Linked DNA regions of Mus musculus: region 1 is linked to region 2. The links are chromatin loops, found by intact Hi-C in ENCODE. Cell type or tissue: gastrocnemius. All regions are shown on one strand. Each heading gives the region's core, and the rest is flanking DNA. Links, peaks and the distances in the headings are about the cores only.

Region 1 (10,553 bases), core at 1,766-9,765, 53 kb before region 2:
CTCAACATAGATAGATGATAGATAGATAGATAAATAGACATATAGATATATAAATATATGATGTATATTGGTATATACATTATGAAATGAACAAACAGCTAATTCTATTTTCATTACCTCATTTGCTTATCATTTTGTAGACTAACTACACAGAACATAACATTCATTCTTTCAGCAATTTTCAAGTATATATTTAGTCATTGGGCTACACAACAGCCCTGCAGGACTCACACTGATTCTAAAAGTAATGCTCCCTTTGACCAGCACCTCCAAATTCATGAGTGGCTGTAATTTCTTACTGGAGTAATAGAAAGACTTCTAAAGAAGTGCCCCATTGGCCAACTGCTTTGATTGTGTTTCTGAGCAACAGATCTTGCCTTCATCTGCAGGCAACAGGCACTTCTTTAGCACTAGGACTTTCTCAACAAGGTCAGAAAGAGACAGTGGAACATTGCAAGTCTGTTTATTCCAATAGACAAGACTGCATTCTTTTCTTCTGATGATACTACTGTCATGACAAAAATGACACAAAATAGAATTTGTGTATGAAATAAAGCAGGCTTATAAATGATAACATTGCTCAAGTGTGTTAATTTTAAACCAACTAAGCTTTTTTATGCAATATAGCTACCTGTTTTTTGACAAACTATTCTCTGTGACACACACAAAAGATATTGAGTTCCTTTAATTAATACTAAGTTATTTTTCTATCATTCAAAATGGAAAGTATCTAATATAGGAAGTAGTTCTTGGAAATTTGTTATATATAGGATATTGTTATAAATAAATGTGGAATTGGTTGGTCTAGTATTGGAGATGGCGAAGATATGTCATTACCTTACTAGTCTAAGAAGCTCAACTTTTTTTTTTTTTAAGTTAAAAATTCCTTAATTTTTTATTCCTGGTACCACTACCACAATTTACAGGGCAATATACCTGATGTAATGAAAAGAAAAAGAAAAAGACAAAGCTACAACAGATAAAAGACCTCAGGAATGTACATCTAATTGACACTACATTGCATTAATCAATAGCTGCACTTTTTCCAAACTGTGGCTATGACAGTCCTGAACAAGAAGGGTTTCCTGTTTAAGCTGCAGTAACTTTTCTGACTATGGATCATCGTTCCTTCTGTGGCAGATTTTTACAGTTCCTCTAATGCATTTGGAAAGACTGTCTCAAAGTAACCTGTAGCTTTCCTGACAACTCCTCGCTCTCTCTCCTGCTAAGAACTGTAGCCGTTTCTGTTTTATTTTAAAACCTTCTGCTACCATATCCACCACTTCCACCTCCAGATCCATAGCCACCACCATAGGGACTGCCTGAGCTTCTTCCACCAAAACTGCCCCCCTTCATGGGTCCATAATTTGATTGTTGCTGTCCACTATAATTTCCAAAGTCATTATAGTTTCCACCACCACCATAGTTACCTCCACCAAAATTTCCTCCTTCATTGTAACCATCATAGCCTCCTCCTCCACCACCATATCTACCACCCTGGTTTCCATATCCTGGTCCACCACCTCCATAACCTCCTCTACTACTGTAACCAGGACCACCACCATAGTTGCCACCATCACCTCCAAATCCATTATATCCACCATCACCACCTCCATAACTACCTCTGCTGCCACCACCTCCACCACCATAGCCACCTCTTCCACCAAAGTGTCCTCCACGACCAAAGTTTCCTCCACCACCTCCAAAGTTTCCTCCACGACCCATAAATTTGCCAGATCCACCTCCATGACCTCTCTGTGATCCAGCAGACTGCATCTCTTGTTTAGAAAGGGCCTTTTTCACTTCACAATTATGCCCATTAATAGTGTAGTATTTCTGAACAACAATTTTATCAACTGTGTCATGATCATCAAAAGTTACAAAAGCAAATCCTCTCTTTTTTCCACTTTGCCTGTCTTCCATAACCTCTATGGTTTCAATCTTGCCATACTTTTCAAAGTAGTCTCTCAGGTTATATTCTTCCGTATCCTCTTTAATACCACCAACAAAAATTTTCTTCACCGTTAAATGGGCACCAGGCTTTACAGAATCCTCTCTAGAAACAGCTCTCTTTGGTTCCACCACACGCCCATCAATCTTGTGTGGCCGAGCACACATTGCAGCATCCACCTCTTCAACACAAGAGTAGGTCACAAAACCAAAGCCTCTGGAACGTTTTGTTTGGGGATCTCTCATTACCACACAGTCTGTAAGTGTGCCCCATTTCTCAAAATGTTCTCTTAAGCTATCATCTGTGGTTTCAAAGCTCAGACCACCAATAAACAGCTTCCTCAGCTGCTCTGGTTCCTTTGGATTATGGCCCTCCATTTTGAGACCGGACTCGCCTCTTCCAACTCGAGTTCAATATCAGAAGCTCAACTTTTAAAATGGCTGTTGATCTGTCATCTAGTCAAAAGAGATTTAGTTTACAAAGAACAGCCATACTTTTAGTCTAATAGAAGAAGGGAAGATCGGAAAGCTTCACAAAAAACAACAATAACAACAAAAACAAACAAACAAAAAACCCACCTTTTAACCAACAGGTAATTGGAAATGTTTTAAAGTCTGTTTATCTTCATATTTTCAGGATTATTATCCTTTCCAAGTTCATTAGATGTGAAGCTAAATGTGGAACAGAAGATAAGACAGGCACCATGGAGGAAGTATCAAACATTTTCTTCCACTGGATTTTTCTAAATAGCCCTAACTATGATTTCTCTGATCATAAAGGAAATGATAAACTCAAGGAAAAGACTTAATCATTGGTTACAGCCTGGTGACAAGGAAAACGTGAGGTCAGACTTTTGAACTAAATTGGGATACAGCCAAGCTGGAGAATATTAAGCAAATCACTACTTTAGGACCCATTGACTAGACAAACTTTGTCAGTATTCAATTCACAAGCCTACTGAGCTTAAAGGAGACTTATGATCACAAACAACCCTGAGTGCAGCCTTCCTTTCTTCAGTTAGCTATGTGGTATACAGATGGTGACAATCTAGTGCCTACTGGATTACTAAATTTTATAAGTGGTATTTATGTAGTTTCTTAATTTGTCAAGTCTACTATTGCTAACCATTCATAACCATCTAGTTTGAATATATCATGATGATTGAGTCACTGACTATACTTTTTTAAATGTGTTTAGTTTTGTTTACCCCTTTGTGGTGGTTTGAATATGCTTGCCCCATAAGAAGTGGCTCTATTAAGAAGTGTGGCCTTGTTGGAGGAAGTGAGTCACTGTGGGGCTTGGCTTTGAGATCCTATGCTCAAGCTCAAGTGAAAGAGACCCTCCACTTGGCTGCCTGCAGAAAACAGACCCCTTTGGCTGTCTTTGGATCAACTTGAAGAACTCTCAGCTCATTCTCCAGTACCATGTCTGCCTGCACACTGCCATGCTTTCCACCATGATGATAATGGGCTGAGCCTCTGAACCTGTAAGCCAGGCCCAGTTAAATGTTGTCCTTACAAGAGTTGCCTTGCTCATGGTGTCTCTTCTCAGCAAAAATATAAAAATATAAAAAATAAACCAAACTAAAATACCCTTTTTCTTTAAACACATGTGGTACTATGAAAATGGTAACATAGCCCCGCTGATAACTTTTAAGAAACCAAGTGAGCACTTATTCAATAAAGATCTTAAGGGCCCTCATAGCACCCCTAAGTGTTGAGTTTCAAGCCCTGATCTGATGTCTCATAAAAATCTCCACTAAGGGAAGCTCCAAGTACCACTAAGCAGTGAATCTTGTTCTAGGCCTTTCATGATGAGACAGCAGACCACCAGCACAGTGTCACACCCAGCCTCTCCTCTTGCTGGTTTTGTTGAGTTCCATAGTCTCCTAACATGCCAGCAGCATGTTTGCTTTTCATTTGTTTGTGGCTTATTTAAGCCACAGATGTGGGTGGGTGGCAGGAACTCAGCACTTTTCTTCTTTGGCGATAAGGATGGCCATCAACAAAGCACATATGGCTCCTATTAGAGTAAATGGAAGGCACGTGTCTAATTTGGAGGGTAAAATTGGAAAAATTGAAACAGCTGCAGCTAGTGATCCTCTGTTCTGAGTGGATGTTGAATGAGGTGAATAGTTCAGTCTCTTCTCCTAACCTGCTTGTATGACTTCCTTGTTGCATAACTGTCATCTCTTTTATCTGGTTCACAAGGCATAGGGTTTTCTCTAAGCTTTTTTGATTAGTATTCATTTCTTCCTCATTATAAAAGAAGAAATCTGGAAAAGTACACTTCACATTAACTCTATTAGTGCCAATGGTAGCCAGCAACATGGTAGATTCAACAGAATGTGTGTGGCCAATGATCAGGATCTTTTGAAGGGACCCACATATATAATTGAGGCAGCAGAATGAACATAAGATTCATTTTGCTCTCACTTGTGAATTAATAGTTTAATTTAGTGATTGGTAAACATCTCAATGTGCCAATAACTGGTTAAAAAAAACAGAAAATTATTATTCTCTAGGACTTTATATTCTAGGAAAGACCAGCAAGACAGTTGTTTTACACATAAAACCATGGAGGCAGAGATATGTTGTTATTCATTATTATTCTGTCTGTGCTCAAAAAACCTATTGACTATATGAATAAAATTCCTGCAATATATGTAGAAAGTCCAAGCAAAGGCAGTGGAAACAAACATAAGGTTGGATGGAAAATGAGGGCTCATCGGTCCAGAAATTAATCTCAAAAGGAATGAGACAGACCAGGAAGAATGTGTGCAGTCTAACTGGCTTTGGAGAGGCTGACCTCTAAAAGACAGCCATGGGATAGGGAGAGATCAAGATGTTCTGAGATATAAGATGAGAAGGAAGAGAGTAATGTCACAGGAGAGGAAGATACACACACACACACACACACACACACACACACACACCACTCACCTGCCTCATAAAGAGAATTTGAAAATGGATGAAACCAGGCCAAAATCTTTTAAGGATAGACTGGAGGAGGTGGAGAAGGGGGCAAGAGAGGAGAGAGGAGGAGAGGGAAAAAAAAAGAAATATATATATAGATAGATAGATAGATAGATAGGAGAGAGAGACAGAGGAGAGAGAGACAGAGACAGAGAATCTCTTTGGCCCATCTATGTGCATCTAGGTGCAACACTCAAACCCTCGGTAAGACCCAACAAAGACTGGAAAAGTATCAACAAGTGTTATCTACACATTCACATATTATCTATGCCCCATGTGGGACAAACGGCATTATGTCACCAAAGAAGACACTACTAGCCTTTCCTAGAATTCAGCTAAGTTATGTTTAACATGAAGGGTTTTTTTTAAATTTTACTATGTACTTGAGCTAGCTTTTTAGCATCCTTCTGCACCTGTTATCAAGTTCTAGAGGATGAGAAACGAAGAGAATAAAAACTAATAAACATTCCAGAAAACTTAGGAAGAAGTTAACAATATTGGTTCCATAATTTTATTTCATGTTTGAAAGTTTCATTTTATGTTATAAACCTAAAGTATACTCTTAAGTTGTTCAACACATAGTTAATTAGCCATGTTTTATAGTGTTTTGGAAAGTACTATAAAGTTTGGACTCTCTCCTAAACATATTTGACAACAACTGGCCTAATAAATTGTCACAAAGTAAGGAGACACCCAAATTATTATTTATATACATTTGTGTGATAAAAGGGGGGATAAAGAGACAATTGGTGATGGTATGCTGAAACTGAAAAATAAACTATACTATTTATGAGGTCCATTGTCCATTTCTCATCAGAAGTCTTCCAGTGAGTACAATGTGTAATCTGTTCTCTGAAAAGAACACAAAGTTTTACCTTGATCCTAAAGTAAAATATTTTAACTAAAGACACAAAGTAATCTAAAGGGAGTCTCCAAATGATCAGGTGAGACTAGTGAAACTAGTCATTGAAGAAAAGAATAATAAACATGTTAATAACTACTACATATATACACAGGCATAAACACACATACATACACACATGCACACATACATACACATACACACAGTCGGCATTAATATTCTCAAAGTAGCACAAATAAAATACACAAGTTCTACAAAATTTCTTTAAGATGAGGCCTGGATTATACCTTTTCACTGATAAAACACTATTTTAATGGCCCACAGGGGTTTCTGTGCTCAGAGGTATCATACTATGAATTTTAGGCCCTTAAAAGATTATTGAGGTTAACCACTGCCTAGTTGGTCAGAGGACTTCCCTCCAAATATACTCACATGCATTTTCCCATATGCTGTGGGGTGCACTCCAAATCCTGGTGATACTTTTTTAATTCATTACTAAATTTAAAACTAAGACTCGCTGTGTATCAGCAATAGGTGTGAGCTGTTTCTTGCTTGTACCTAGAGGAGGCAGGATAGTATGTCCACTGGAGAAAACTGCTCTCTGAGGAGGCACCTAAAGGAGGCAGGATAGTATGTCCACTGGAGAAAACTGCTCTCTGAGGAGGCACCTAAAGGAGGCAGGATAGTATGTCCACTGGAGAAAACTGCTCTCTGAGGAGGCACCTAAAGGAGGCAGGATAGTATGCCCACTGGAGAAAACTGCTCTCTGAGGAGGCACCTAAAGGAGGCAGGATAGTATGCCCACTGGAGAAAACTGCTCTCTGAGGAGGCACCTAAAGGAGGCAGGATAGTATGTCCACTGGAGAAAACTGCTCTCTGAGGAGGCACCTAAAGGAGGCAGGATAGTATGTCCACTGGAGAAAACTGCTCTCTGAGGAGGCACCTAAAGGAGGCAGGATAGTATGTCCACTGGAGAAAACTGCTCTCTGAGGAGGCACACCTATGAGACAGACATCTGAATGCTATTATCATGGTCGGTTTAGGTGGGGAAAAAAGTCTCTTAGAAATGCTCAGTGCCTAAGGCTGTTTATGTTAAATGTGAGGAAGGGAGCACACCTAAGGCTATTTCTCAAAACGACTGGTCTCTCTGTGTAGGGAAAAACTCTAAAGAAACAAAATTCTTCTCACCCCCATGATGATGACCCGTGTAGCATGGCTATGTTTCTCTCATTTTCTCTGCCGTCACCCAGTAAGCTATGCAGACTTATCACTTTTCCACCCTTGGAGAATACATACACACTGAATTGATTTATGAATCTGAACAACCTTTGCCACCTACATGAAGAATATTTCTCACATAGCTTTTCTCAGCTGTTGCCTTTCCTGACAGGGTATCAAAGACTTTGGCAGGTGAATCCTGCACCCCTGTGCTGGCCCGTGGGTGTTGGCATTTGTAAGGCTGCATATTTCTGTCATCACCCATGAGCCTGAAGCACAGAAGAGAGCTCTATATGAGGAGGAGGAGAGGCAGCTGTTGCTGTCCGTGGAGGAAAATGAAACTAAACCCCTCAGCATACAATCTCAGCATCTCCTTTCCCAGAATAAGGGAGAGCTAGAGAGTCCAGGAGCTTCTGCCAAGGGAGTGATACATTGGACCTTGGACTTGATACCTTCTCTAACTAATAGCCTAAGCAGAAGGGACTGGTGAAAGGTCATGGATGCATTCCATTCCAGCTTTGGAGTCCTGTGTAAAAGGTCAGGGATGTACCTCATTCCACCCTTTGAGATCTGTCTGATGTAGCGCTCAGAAACTGCTAACGGTGACTTGTGTGAAACAAGACACAAAGGTGAAAATAAATTCTAACATTGTCTATGCTGCAGAGACACAGGGTCAGCTGAGAGAAATAGAAGGAAACAAATGTGAAGAAGGCATCTGCTAAGTTCTGTTACCTGTCTGCTCACACATCTATTACACGCACTAAGCTCCGTTACCTGTCCACTAACATGTCTATTACAATATCTTATGAGAAGACAATTAAAGACATCTTCTACCTTGTAGAGAAGAGAGGAAGGAGTGGGGGAGAGGGAAAAAAGGGGAGAAAAGAGGAGAAAAGGGGAAAAGGGTAAGAAGGAGTGAGAGAGAGAGAGAATCATAGAACAAGGAAACAATTTATACATAAATTAGGTTTTAGAATATTAGAACTAGGAATCACTGCAAAATTAAAATTACTAAACCCATCATTTTTGGTAAAGAGGCTGAAGCTCAAAAAATTGAATTCATCTTCAGCACTGTAATCATAGTAGTTACCATAATATAGCTTGTAAAAATGATTTTAATTAATCATATGTAATTGTCATTTTGTAGGCTTACTGCTAAACAAACTCACCCTTTCTAGTTTTCTTAACTCTGATTGACTGGTTCAACTTAGCTGATCTGGTTCAAACTCCTCTTCAAGGTGACTGATTCAAATTAGATTCTATCAGCTTCTGACCGAGTTGCTCTGCTTGGAAAGACTGCCCCTGAACTCCACCAAACTGAACTGAGTTCATTGAACTTGAATTTAACCTCTCTCTCTCTCTCTCTCTCTCTCTCTCTCTCTCTCTCTCTCTCTCTCTCTCTCCACTGCTCTTGAGCCACCTCTCTTTCCTGTCTGTTGTCATAAGAGTTGGGGGTAATCCTACCTCTGACTCATTCCATCAAATGTTTTGGCACTTTGTCTATCCTTCAATTAGACATCATTTTCAAATGTGGCTGCTTCCTTCTAAAAACTTACCTTATTTTCATTGTTTGGGATTAAAGGTATATACTATGAGCTTTCTATAATCCAGCAGGATCACACAGACCTAGAAGATCTTTGGCTGTGATCCCTTGCCAGAGCAGCCTTGTTGCTAGATTGAAATTCCTCCACAACAGCTTTTTAGCTACATCATGATTGCTTGGAAGTATAGGAACAAAGCAAGAAGTAACTATATTTTGTATTCTTGTGGCTAAGAGGCTCTGGCTTCCAACTGGGGGTCCATGATCACTGGTGCATTATTGGTTAATCTGGAAGGGTACATTCCTCCAGATAGTGCAGTGGAAGCATAGGAAACACAAACTGGTCTCAGGAGTGGTATACGAGTATCCACAAGTCCTCATGGATACCTTCAGGCAATCCCTGAGCCATGACCTTGTAAACTTATGTGGTCACAGTAGTTTAGATGAATCACAACTGTTAAACATACTAAAGAATTATGTGAAATCTTACACCTATACAGTTACAACATAGATTTGTGTTCAGAATATAAGTATCTCCATATACTTGGAAGCTGTGAAATCACACTTTTTCGGGCATGTATGATGACATCATCATACCATCTGGAATACACTGACCTTCTAGTAGGACATCTTTTTCTATGTTTTCCTCTAAGTTTTAATATTTCAGTACCTTGTGCATCCCATTTACTAGTCAGGGTTCTGAGAGAAATAGAACCAATACACAAAGGCCATGTTGATTAATGTGGTCTCATGCCATCAGAGGTTGAGGAATCCCAGCACAGCCTCCAAGCTTGAGGACAAAATGGAGTTATCCCAGATCAACATGTTTTTGTTCTTTAGGCCTGATCAGATGATAGCAGATTTCCTGATTCAGTCAACTGATTCACACGCCAGTCTTATCCTCAAAGGCCATCACTGACTCAACAGAATATTTCACCAGCTACTTCCTGTCACTAACCTGGCTGAGTGATAGTTAATTTTAACTATCACTTTAACTATTTAACTCTCTTACTTTTCAAATCCCTTCTCAACAGCCACCTGATTGTTAATGGTGAAGCCTGCTCCCCCAGCATTGCTGTGCCTGTTTTGTTCCATCCTGCCAGTCATTTCTTACTGTTACTGATGCAGAGAAACACCTCGACTCAGAGCAGACTCAAGCTGACCACATACCTTGTTATGTTCTGAGCTTTGTTAATTTTAAGAAATTCCACAACCATAAGCTCTACTTAGGACCAATCAGAATAAAGGTCAGTTAGAACTGTCTGTCTAGCTTGAGTCAGAGCTGTCCACAGGATAGTGCTTCCTGCACCTGTACATGAGCTCCTTGCCGGATTTTTTTTTTTTCCTGAATAAACTGGCTCTGGGAAACATTTGTGGCCACAGTCAGCTCCTGAGTCCGGCCTATTGCCCTGATCAATCAGTCTTGGAGTGAGCATTCAATAAACCAGCTCTTTCTAACTGAGTTCCATGACTGAGTGGTTTGTTCAGCGATTCCCAGACTTCAACACTGAACTAAGTCTTTACCTTTCCCTCCTAGAAAACCAAACTCAAGTACATAGGAGCCATTTCCCTTCATTTCTTATAACATTGTAACAATGTAGATACTTTTTTAAAAACTAGAATAAAAATTTGGACTGACAAGATGGTTCAATGAGTGCTTGCTCCTAAGCCTGACAACCTGAGTTTAATCCCTGGGACTCACATGGTAGAAGGAAAGAAAGTTGCCCTCTGGCTTCCATACACATGGCACAGCACATGTTATACACACACACACACACACACAACATACTCTCACACACGCAAACACACACACTCATGCACATACATGCACTCATATGCTTAATAAATGTAATACAAATTAAAGAAAAAAGAGCACAACCTTTTCAAAAGTGGTCTATAGTTATTGCATGTTCTGTGCTCCCTCTGGATGTTTTAAAAGCAGGTTCATACTCATGCCCTCTATCCTAGAATGCTCACTCAGATCCAAGGGTCTGTCCTACTCCCAAG
Region 2 (10,553 bases), core at 1,198-9,197:
TGTCTTCAGGACTGACCATCTGGTATTGGACAACCAATGGCTGAGCTTGTCCTTGGGGAAGACTATCTCTCCTGCTCCCAGTAGTCCTTAGTTTCCTGTAGTGTTTTGTATATGATCAGAGCCTCATCTAAATAACATTATATAGACTAGAGGGTTGCACTTATTTATTTAGCAAACACACAACAACAACAACAACAACAACAACAACAACAACTGATGAAAAAAGAAGCCATAAACTTGAAGGAGAGCATGTAGAGATATGGGAGGTTTGTAGGGAGAGAAGAAAATGAGTGATTATGTTACAACCTCAACGATAAAAGATAAAACTGAACTAAACTAATAGTTAATTGTTAAAATCCAGACAAGGTGGGAGCCAGATTGGTGGTGCATGCCTTTAAGTCTAGCACACAGTGGGCAGAAGCAGGTGGATCTCTGGGAAGTTGAAGAAAACTTGTTCTACATAGCAAGTTCCAGGCCAGGTAGGGGTACATAAGGAGACTTTGTCTAAAATAAAATAAAATAAAATAAAATAAAATAAAATAAAATAAAATTCAATAGTGCATGCTTCAGATAACAGCCATTATTTTGTCATTATATGGATTTAACCATTTTGATATTTTAAGAGATTATTTTAGTCATAATTTCTAAAATACATAAAAGTAAAATTTAATTTTATGTCATTAGAAGAGTTTACTGTCTTAATATTAATATATATATCATGCTAATGTATATTAATAGGATGTCAACAATAGTAAGCCTTTCAACATTTAGACCTCATTTTCCTCTGGGTGTCAATACTTCCATCTGGAAAATGAAGATCTGAGCAGACAGTCTTCTATAATTTGTTTCTAATTGTTATAGATTAAAAGGAAGCTCCAGCTTCGAACCTCTCATGATTTTAATCTCATATATTATTATCTGCAGGGAGTAAGATACCTTTTCACTCTGCTATTAAAGGAGACCAAATAACAGCTGTATTGAGGGCTACCGAGATTTAACTGAGACAACAAGCCCTGAACAGTCTAGGACAATCTGAGCACTAACTGTACACTCCTCTAAATGGTTGGATCATATTTTAAGGTCAAGGAAAACATAAAGCTGAGCACATGATTCAATCTAGTGCTTTCCACTCTGGCACTTGGAGGAGAGAGGAGGGAACATATCCGTGTCCTTTGCCACCAGAAATGTCCCTCTGCTGTGATGAAATGGGACTTGTCAGGGTTTAAAAACAGAACACCGTCAGGGCCATGGCACCACATCTTGGCAAGAAATACTTTGCATAGTTTCCACCGTCACAGGCTCTCCTTCCCACTCACACCCTGCTTCTATTTAAATCCCAGGCATCTCTCTCAACCACATTCCCCTTTAGCTGGTGCCCAGGCTGTCAGCAGAGAAGAAACAGGTAGCATGGCTCCAGGAGAAAGGGAAAGGGAGGCGGGGCCGGCCAAGAGTGCCCTCCGGAAGGTCCGCACAGCAACCCTGGTTATCAATTTGGCCCGAGGTTGGCAGCAGTGGGCGAATGAGAACAGTACCAAACAGGCCCAGGAGCCTGCAGGCTGGCTGCCGGGAGCAACTCATGACCTACCTAACGCTCCTAAAGAAGCCGGTCCTTACCAGCATGCCCCCAAAACTCTGTCTCCAAAGCCAGATCGAGACGGAGAGGGACAACACTCAGAAGAAGCCACCGAGGTCTCCCACATTAAAAGGAAAGAGGTGACCAGAACGGTTGTCAGCAAGGCTTATGAGAGGGGAGGAGATGTGAACTACCTGAGCCACAGGTATGAGAATGATGGCGGCGTGTCTGAAGCTATTCAGCCAGAGAATGACATTGACAGAATCCTTCTTAGTCACGACTCGCCAACACGGAGAAGAAAATGCACCAACCTGGTGTCTGAGCTGACCAAAGGCTGGAAAGTGATGGAACAGGAAGAGCCCACGTGGAAGAGTGACAGCGTAGACACAGAGGACAGTGGCTACGGAGGGGATATGGAGGAGAGGCCTGAGCAAGATGCAGCGCCTGTGGCTCCTGCCAGGATCAAACGCCCCTTGCTCTCCCAGTAAGTGAATACATCCTTCTACTCCTTATGCCTCAATCACAAGGAGTTCCAACTAATACTAAAAGTATAGAGGGCAGACGATAAATTGCCAGTTAGAGTGGGTTCTTTTGGGTAGCACATCCCTGACCTGAAAGAACAGTGCTAACTAACTTCGGCTGTGGCTCTTCTGGTCCATGCCATCACTGATTTACCTACAAGTGGGAATTGCTGTCAGCACTCTTCTCAGGCTTCCTGAATTAGACTTGTACATGGACCACCTTCTTGGTGTAGTAGAAATGCATATAAGCTTAGAAAATGAGACACTGAGACACTAAGACACACGAAAGTCACATGAACACCGAGGCAGCTGGAAAGGTTTCCGGAACTAGAGCTTGTTTTATAATCCCCATGCTACTCGAATTCCCTTAGCATAAAGCAAGATGTCAGTTTTATTGATCTTGGTAACCTCTAAAGTGCAGGGCTTAAGGGGCTTTAAAACAAAGAGAAAAAAATAAAAAACAAAAAAACATGGCCTTTTACTTTTCTGTGTGTGTGCACATGAGTGTGTGTATGCATTTGTGCATGCACGTGTACATTCTGTCATTCACCTCTCATATACAAGACAAGTATCTCACTAAACCTGAGGTTTGCCATTTTGCCTCACCTGGCTGACCAGGATGTCTGTCTGCTTTTCAGTGCTGGGCTTCTATAAACGTTGGCCATATTTTTATTTTTATTTTTATGTGGGGTCTGGGGATTCAACCTCAGGTCCTCATGTTGGCATTGCAAGAACTCTTAACTATCTCTCCAACCTAGCTTGATACTTACTCCCACTCCCTTCCCCCCATTCCAATGAAAAGAATGCTTTCCTTGGACTTGGGAATAGTTACCAATTTGTAAAAAGAATCAGAGGCCTGGGTCTCAAGCTTGTTAGAAAGGAGAATAAAGGTCATAATTGTTCAGCAATGATGGTGCTGCAATTTAGATAGTAGTCTTGACATGTGACACCCCCCCCTTACACACACACACACACACACACACACACACACACATTGATTAGTTAAATTAGTGACAGTCCCTGGGCAGTGCCAATAACCAGCATTTCTGAGCATAGTGGAATGAGGAGCTGGGGTTCTTTAGCCACAAAGACAACTGGGCACTGACTGTGGGGGTCACAACCATCTCCCTTCATACCGGTACATCCCAAACATGTACTGGGAAATTCCTTCTTAAGACCTCTTGACCCACTGAAGCTGCCATTCAGGTGAAGGACATTTTCTAGAGACTGCTCAAGCTTAAGAAATTGAGATAAACTTGTACTGTATGGGGATCTCCCCAGTTAACCTTGCTGCATGTTTATCTCCCTCTGGCTAGGAAAAAAAAAAAAGAAAAGAAAAGAAAAAGAAAACCAACCAAACAAACAAAAACCCTCATTCCCTTCCCATTCTAGCCTAACAGCGAGAGGACTTAAGAGGATTTTCTGAACATGGGAATTAATGAAATTTCGCCATCTGGTGGATGTTATTTCCTTGAAAATAACTTTCGAGGGTGCATCTAAACCGTATATAGGTTTGGTGTCTGTGTTTGATGGGCTATTTGTGTGTGTGGGCTGCTTGTGTGTGTCTTCCTTACAGCAAACACTTGCGCCCTGGCACTGTGATGACATAAGAAGTCCACAAACTCAGGCTATTCTGATAGGACAGAGCTCATGACCCCAGGGACAGAGACTGAAATGCTTTAGAAGCAGTTAAGTAAGCAGTTGCTGTGTGATTCACTGAGCCCTTTGTCTCCTGAGCCCATTTGTCATGGAGAATTTAGAAGTTTGTACCTTGACAGATAAGCCTGGCCCACTCTCGGGCTTAGAACAGTGACTTATGAGTGCTCATAGGGCCCTGCCATGCCACCCATGGGGACAGTGCTGGAATGGCTCGTTACACCTTCAAGTCCAAAGCTTCCAGATGTGAGGCTACTTAACGCTCTGGAGATAAAGTTGGGTGCTTTGTGAAGATGGACTCCTCCCTCTGTTTTAGAGGAAGCAGTATTTTTTTTTTAAGTTACATCCTGACGGCTTAACTTGGCTTCAAAGTCCAGTCTTAGCCTACTGCTTACAGTTCTGTGTCTTTAGGGTGCTCCTGTGTCTTCCTGGCTTCAGTTTCTTCATCTACACAGCTGAAATATCCATTTTTAAAGATTGCGGAGAATAATAAGTATTTAGAAAAATGCCAGCCAAATAGTGTTCAATAAATGTTTTTGGTCTTCTACCTGTGCAACCCATTACTTTAAAAAATGTGTGTTCATCATTGACCCTAGTGTAAACAGGCTTTCATAAAAACAAACAGACAAAACCTAAATAAATATGGAATTCTATGTAGAACTACTCCAATCTGTATAGCAGTACCAAATGCATGTTTGGGAAATAGCTCTTATCAGAAACCCTCTAAGAACTGATTCTAGTTCAAGAATGTTTGACATGCAACGTTTTAGTAGATGGCCTCACACTCTATGTAAGGAAGGTTTTGTGTTTTGTTTTTTAAAGCTTGAGTTTAATATCACTAGTGGCTAATCCATCATTGTTATTGATAAAGAAAGTTGTGACATATACCACGACAGAGACTACACATGGGAAGTACACGGGGTCCGGCACTTGCTTCATGTATTCACTTTGCTTCTCCACTTCTCTCCGCTAGGGCAAACAGGTACTCTGAGACACTCAACTGTAAGGCCCATCGGAAATACAGCCAAGTGGACAACTTGAAAGGGAGGTGGCAGCAGTGGGCCGATGAACACGTCCAGTCCCAGAAGCTCAATCCCTTCAGTGACGAATTTGACTATGATCTAGCCATGTCCACTCGGCTCCACAAGGGAGACGAGGGCTATGGCCGCCCCAAAGAGGGAAGCAAGACAGCTGAAAGGGCCAAGCGAGCGGAAGAGCACATCTATCGGGAAATTATGGAACTGTGCTTTGTTATCCGCACAATGGCTCGCCACAGACGAGATGGCAAGATCCAGGTTACTTTCGGAGAACTCTTTGATCGCTATGTTCGAATTTCTGATAAAGTCGTGGGCATCCTCATGCGTGCCAGGAAACACGGACTGGTGCACTTTGAAGGAGAGATGCTATGGCAAGGCCGAGACGACCATGTTGTGATTACTCTCCTTGAGTAAGCCCGCAACAAATCCACTCACCGCTGATAAATAGTAATGTGTTACAAGCTCCAAGGCAAGCTGCTCTGCAATGTTATCAATATTAAATGATTTTATATAAATGGCTTTTGGTACTGTTTCTATGAGGTTACTATGTGAAGATTTTGACGAAGACACTCGACTTTTTGGAAGAATGTATTAAGACTATCAAACATAGTATATTGATATTTGGAATTCCACTTACCTTTTTAAGCAAAAATTTCTGGCCTTCATTGATAAAATTATTATAAATTGAAAAGTACACATTACAGGTAAGAAAACTGACCTTAGATAAAGTAGGACAACATCGCAATGTAATATTTTAGGGGAAAAAATTCCATTAAGCTGAATAAAATTGGAAGTTTGGCCTAAAAAAATCCTCACCAGCTCAGAATGGCCTCCAACTCTATTTAACGAAGGATGACTTCAAACCGTTATGTCAGCTCATCCTCTGTAGTGCTGGGACAGCAGGCTTACATGCAATCATTTCCACTTTGTTAAAGTGGTAGGGCTCATGCCTGCCCAGGAAGTACTCTATTTCTGAGAATATTCTCCACTCTTTTGAAAAAAAAAAAAATCACAGCACCTTTGGTGGGTAAACAAAGTTAGAATTCAAGATGTTGAAGCTCCTCTGTGTGGTTTGATTACAGCCAGGTTCCTTTAATCAGCTTTCCTCATTCAGATGTGAACAAGTCCTGCAAAAACAAATGCTATCAGTGGCCTCATGACCCACAAAGACGGTACACACTAGGACAGTGGGACACTGGTGGGAGGGTCAGACTTGTCTTTGTGGAGTTCATGAGCAGGTTTGATTTTTGCTGAAAGTCTTACTGGGTAATACTGTTTACATTATGCTAATAAATGAACAAGAAATACAGAAACTCTGTGAAACGAATATTCAATGGAGCAAAAGCTCATAGAATCATTTAATTTAAAACCTGGGACATATTTCTTTCCTGTTCTAATAAAGAAAATGTCATAAAACAAAAAAAAGTAACTAAAACAAACAAACAGCGTATCAGTTCTTCTGAGATAAAGAAAAAGCTAATTTAATACAAGGAAGCTAATACTGACCTGCCTGTGACTAATTTTTTCCTTAATGTGTATTATAATTCTAAAGCCAAATGAATATGAGACTACAATTTCTTTTCTTTTTTTTTCTTTTTCTTTTCTTTTTTTTTTTCGAGACAGGGTTTCTCTGTATAGTCCTGGCTGTCCTAGAACTCACTCTGTAGACCAGGCTGGCCTCGAACTCAGAAATCTGCCTGCCTCTGCCTCCCAAGAGACTACAATTTCTTACTGTATTTGAAAAAGCTAAAATTAAAATGGTTATAATACTTTGTATAATACACAATACTTTGTATTATAACAATAAAAGTATTATAACAATAAATACAAAAGTCAAATTATTATATCTCAAAATAATGGGAACCCATAATTGTTACATGTCAGAAACAATACAAATTAAATAATAGAAATTATCAATAATGATTGCTTCAAACTGAAAATTCTAACATATTTAAGGAGACATACACGATTTTGTTGCCATACTAGTCTGAGTCACTAGTCCTTACTCATATTCTTTATGGGATTTCTTATGTATACACATGCACATGTGTTGTCACAGAGAGAAGCATGTCAGAATTGAAGGAAACCAGCAGAGTGGAAGCTGTGACAGTTTTTGTATTATTTTTAGATTAGATTCCCAAAATACTCTGTGTGTGTTTGAAATAAAACAAATTCAGACTTGAACTTGGGATAGTCCCAGTAGCCGCGTTTCAACTAATGCTCCACCAGTTCCTGCCTCCTCATCTCTGCACACAAAGATTGTGCAGGCTCTGGCATAAGATTATTCAAAGTTCAGCTTGTGTGAATTTAAGAATACACTGAAAACCTTTTCCATATTGTGTGGCAAAGTGAGAGCACGTCCACTCTCAGCTTGTTCTTGGGCTTTAACTTTCAAATGTCAGTTCCTTTCCGGATTGATACCAATACTTCTCCCGGTACAGGAGTAATGCCATGTAAGCTAGAATTCTGAGTGAGGACTGTAAGGTCAGTATACCCCTTCTCAGAGGGAACACTATGTATCAGGCATGTCTTAGCAGGCAGCTCGCAGTGGTCGCCATAGCTCTCTAGTAACACAATGAGTGGTTAATGCTTTGTAGAATTTTTTTCTTATATTCTTCTACTTTATGGTGCTTACTATTGAATTTGTAAGACCATTAGTTAGTCCTATAATTTTTCCTCGCTTCAAATCCAAAACTATTCTCTCCCTGAAGGACAGAGAAATTTGTACTTAAAAACATAGAGAACATTTTGACCAAAAAGAAAATATGAGAAAACTCAGGAAACAAAGCAATGAAGAGACCTGTTTTAGTCACAAGGTATATAAAATGATTGTATTTTATCATGAATAGCTCTAAATTCCTAGTGGCATGCACTTGCTCTCCCAAGCCCCAAGCTTTCCCTTATTCTTCACTCCTCCCTCGACTGGCTCTTTACTCCTTCTCAGTGGGTACGAGTTGCTGCCTCCCTGATTCAGCCCCTCTTCACTCTGCTCACAACTGCAGAGGAGAGCATCTGAGCTTTGGGTCCCTTGTCTTCCCATACTGTGTAGTAAAATAATATCACACCCAGAAATACTTCATGTTTTTTCTCTCTTTTCCTTTGAAATACCAGTTGCTGTCTTATTTATCAACAGAAATAACGTCAAATTACCAGAGCCATTTTTCATGGTACAGTTATAACTCTATGTGAGCTAGAATTCAGTTATACCCATTCCACTCAGTCATTTTGAGTCATTGTAAGACAAAGCATGCAGCCCATGCTGAAGTGGTCCCTTAGCACGGTGTCCCCATTTTATTCTTCGTACCCTGGGCACTTCTTAGTGCAAAGCTGGTTTAAGTGCAATGTGTTTTACTTAAGTTATAGGCTGACCTAACCTATTTTGAGTTTTCAGAGCAGTTTTCATTTCTGTTCTACTGCCTTGTGCTCAGATAGCGGGGAGATTCCAGTATCTGATAAGATTATATTGTACTTACTTGTTTGGGTGTAATTTCTATTCCCTAAATAACTCTTGCAGGTAAAATTTAAGCGATATAAAATACATATGCATACAAAATAGGTTATGTTGGTATAAATGTTCATCAAGATGTTTTGAGAATAAGGGGATTAAGAAATACTGAAATCAATGTTCTATAGGAATGACAAGAAGTGAGTGCAGAGAAGGGCAAACATCTTACCAGACTATACTAGCTTTTAGGAGCTTATAAATAGGTGGCATCTCGCTGCCATTGGGCACATAGGAAGGAATTAAGTTTGCTGGTCAAAGGATAAGTGCATGCTTGGCTTTAGTTGATATCGCTAAGTTTCCAAGCTCACATTCTCTTTGAAATGGCTATTATTGGTTATTTGAAGTCTCCTGAGAATTGCCAGTTACTTCTATAACTTTTCCTTGTTCATGGAGCGATTGTTCTGCCTCACCACCTCCCTTACTAGTTCAAAACTTGTAAGGTTTGAACACTCTGGTCTCAAGAAGAAACTTCCTACCTAAGCCTACTGTTAGTTTTTATTTAAATACCAAGAATTACTACTTGGGCCTGGAATGGTTTGTATGGTTTTAGTTTGTTTGTTAGGGTGGGTATCTCTCTCTCTCTCTCTCCCTCTCCCTCTCTCTCTCTCCCTACCTATCTACCTACCTATCTCGTCTTTTACCAGCCTTAAATGGTTTCCAAAACATTTCTCTATTTCACACACAAACAAGTTTATTAATACAAAGATATTCACAAATATCCTCTTGCCATCTGTTAATGAAACCTGTAGTCATTTTATTAGTTATTTTTGTTTTTTGTTAATTTTTTCTAACAAGTAAAAACTGATTATTCTCAGATTATGTTTTTCATCCTTTTAAAATTGTATTGACTTCTGCTATTTTATATGTATTTTTTGTCACACCTGCTTTAGGTACAATTTCTTTTTCTTTTAACTTGAGAGGGAAGCTCAGAGCCTTTTCGTATGCTGGTCAATATTATATGATGAAAAAGTAAAAGGATCTATCTCAAGAACCCTATTTTAAATCAGGTCTAAAATCTCTAGGGGCACTGCATCCACAGGAATATTATCTTATTCATTTAAAGCCTTAGTATTTTGAAGCAGAACATTAAATGTTTTCCTCATACCATGCTAGGGAGTAGGGTGTGAACAGTCATTATCTACACGCTCAGTTTCTCCTCTTGGTACACTGGCAAGATGATAACAACACATGTGAGTTCTTAAGTCAAAACCCTAAGGCTGTCCGAGAGATTACCCATATTCTGGGCATTTCATATAAACATATATACACACATATACAAATTACACACACACACACACACACACACACACACACACACACACACACACACTGTATTTTGTTCATAGCTATCTTTAAATGCTGATATCTATACTTCTTTTCATTTTTTATTCTTTCTTTAATTTTTTTCTTATTGAGGCTTCTGTCCATGTTATTCCTCTACTCCAATATTCTCAAATGCTCCATGAGATTAAACAATGAGAAACTGCTTGGTGCTGGACATGGGGCTCTTCAGGATCCTGGGATGTCTGTTATGTACTCTTTACCCTCCCCCAGCAGCTCAAACTCATCAAACCCTTGCAATTTCTGCTGGGACATGTTTCATCAGCAGAGCTTCCTCTAACTGAATTCAAATCTCTTACTTCCTGTTGCAGGGCACATGTCAGGAGGTTGTAGTAGGCTTATTACCAGTTCTTAGATATGGAAATGACTTGGTCATTGAAAAAATCCAAACTCATTTGCATTTATGCATTTAATTTTATTTGGTATACATCTCTATGTCCTTTTTGTAGTTGGAATCCATTACAGGATGTTTAAAGTTTTGTGATTTAGTCACCTCCACAAAGACAATAATACTGCTGTGGAAGACTAATAGGAAGGGTACATTTATTTACAGTTCCTTATATTATATTATAAACCTCTAACCTAGACACTATTACCTAACTTGTAATGAGAGCTTTACACAGACGAGGAAACGATGCCGTTTCTATTCATCTTTAGCAACAGCGTGTCATACAACACCAGAGATTCTGATTAATAGTATGTTTTCTTTAGATAATTATCTAAACTGTTCCCAAAAGAACTAGGTATTTTTAAGAGTTATATAACTAAAACTACTTAAGCCAACATACTTGGCTGGTAATTTCATCTTCAGAATAATTTAAAGTGCTATAAGCAACCTGGCAGTCAACACTTTCTATAAGAACAAAACTATCTTTAGACATCAATTTACAAGATATACAACATTTGTGTGGAACAGCTGA

What was found. A loop is a pair of places that touch in the nucleus more often than their neighbours do. Peaks named below come from ENCODE experiments on the same cell type or tissue, not always from the same donor. Only the 100,000 strongest peaks of a DNase experiment are listed, where the experiment ranks them.
Region 1: it touches region 2 in a loop (12-fold over the local background); 5 of 42 quality-filtered maps call a loop at or near these places.

Annotation. Positions count from the first base shown.
Region 1 is chr15:41,913,856-41,924,408 of GRCm38, reverse strand. It overlaps the pseudogene Gm5469. Among named protein-coding and RNA genes, the nearest start is that of Abra, 49 kb to the right of the region's middle. In gastrocnemius, for the core only: a CTCF peak has its summit at 6,560; no DNase peak of the experiment used is centred there; H3K4me3 peaks cover 1,574 bases; H3K27ac peaks cover 3,974 bases.
Region 2 is chr15:41,860,523-41,871,075 of GRCm38, reverse strand. Abra (actin-binding Rho activating protein) reads left to right here and starts at 1,356. Exons shown (of 2, transcript NM_175456.4): 1 at 1,356-2,057; 2 at 4,724-5,783. The coding sequence starts at 1,408. The coding sequence ends at 5,201. It overlaps Oxr1 (oxidation resistance 1), which reads right to left. Exons shown (of 17, transcript NM_001130166.1): 17 at 10,028-10,553. In gastrocnemius, for the core only: CTCF peaks have their summits at 3,552 (motif pointing left) and 4,754; no DNase peak of the experiment used is centred there; H3K4me3 peaks cover 4,936 bases; H3K27ac peaks cover 5,232 bases.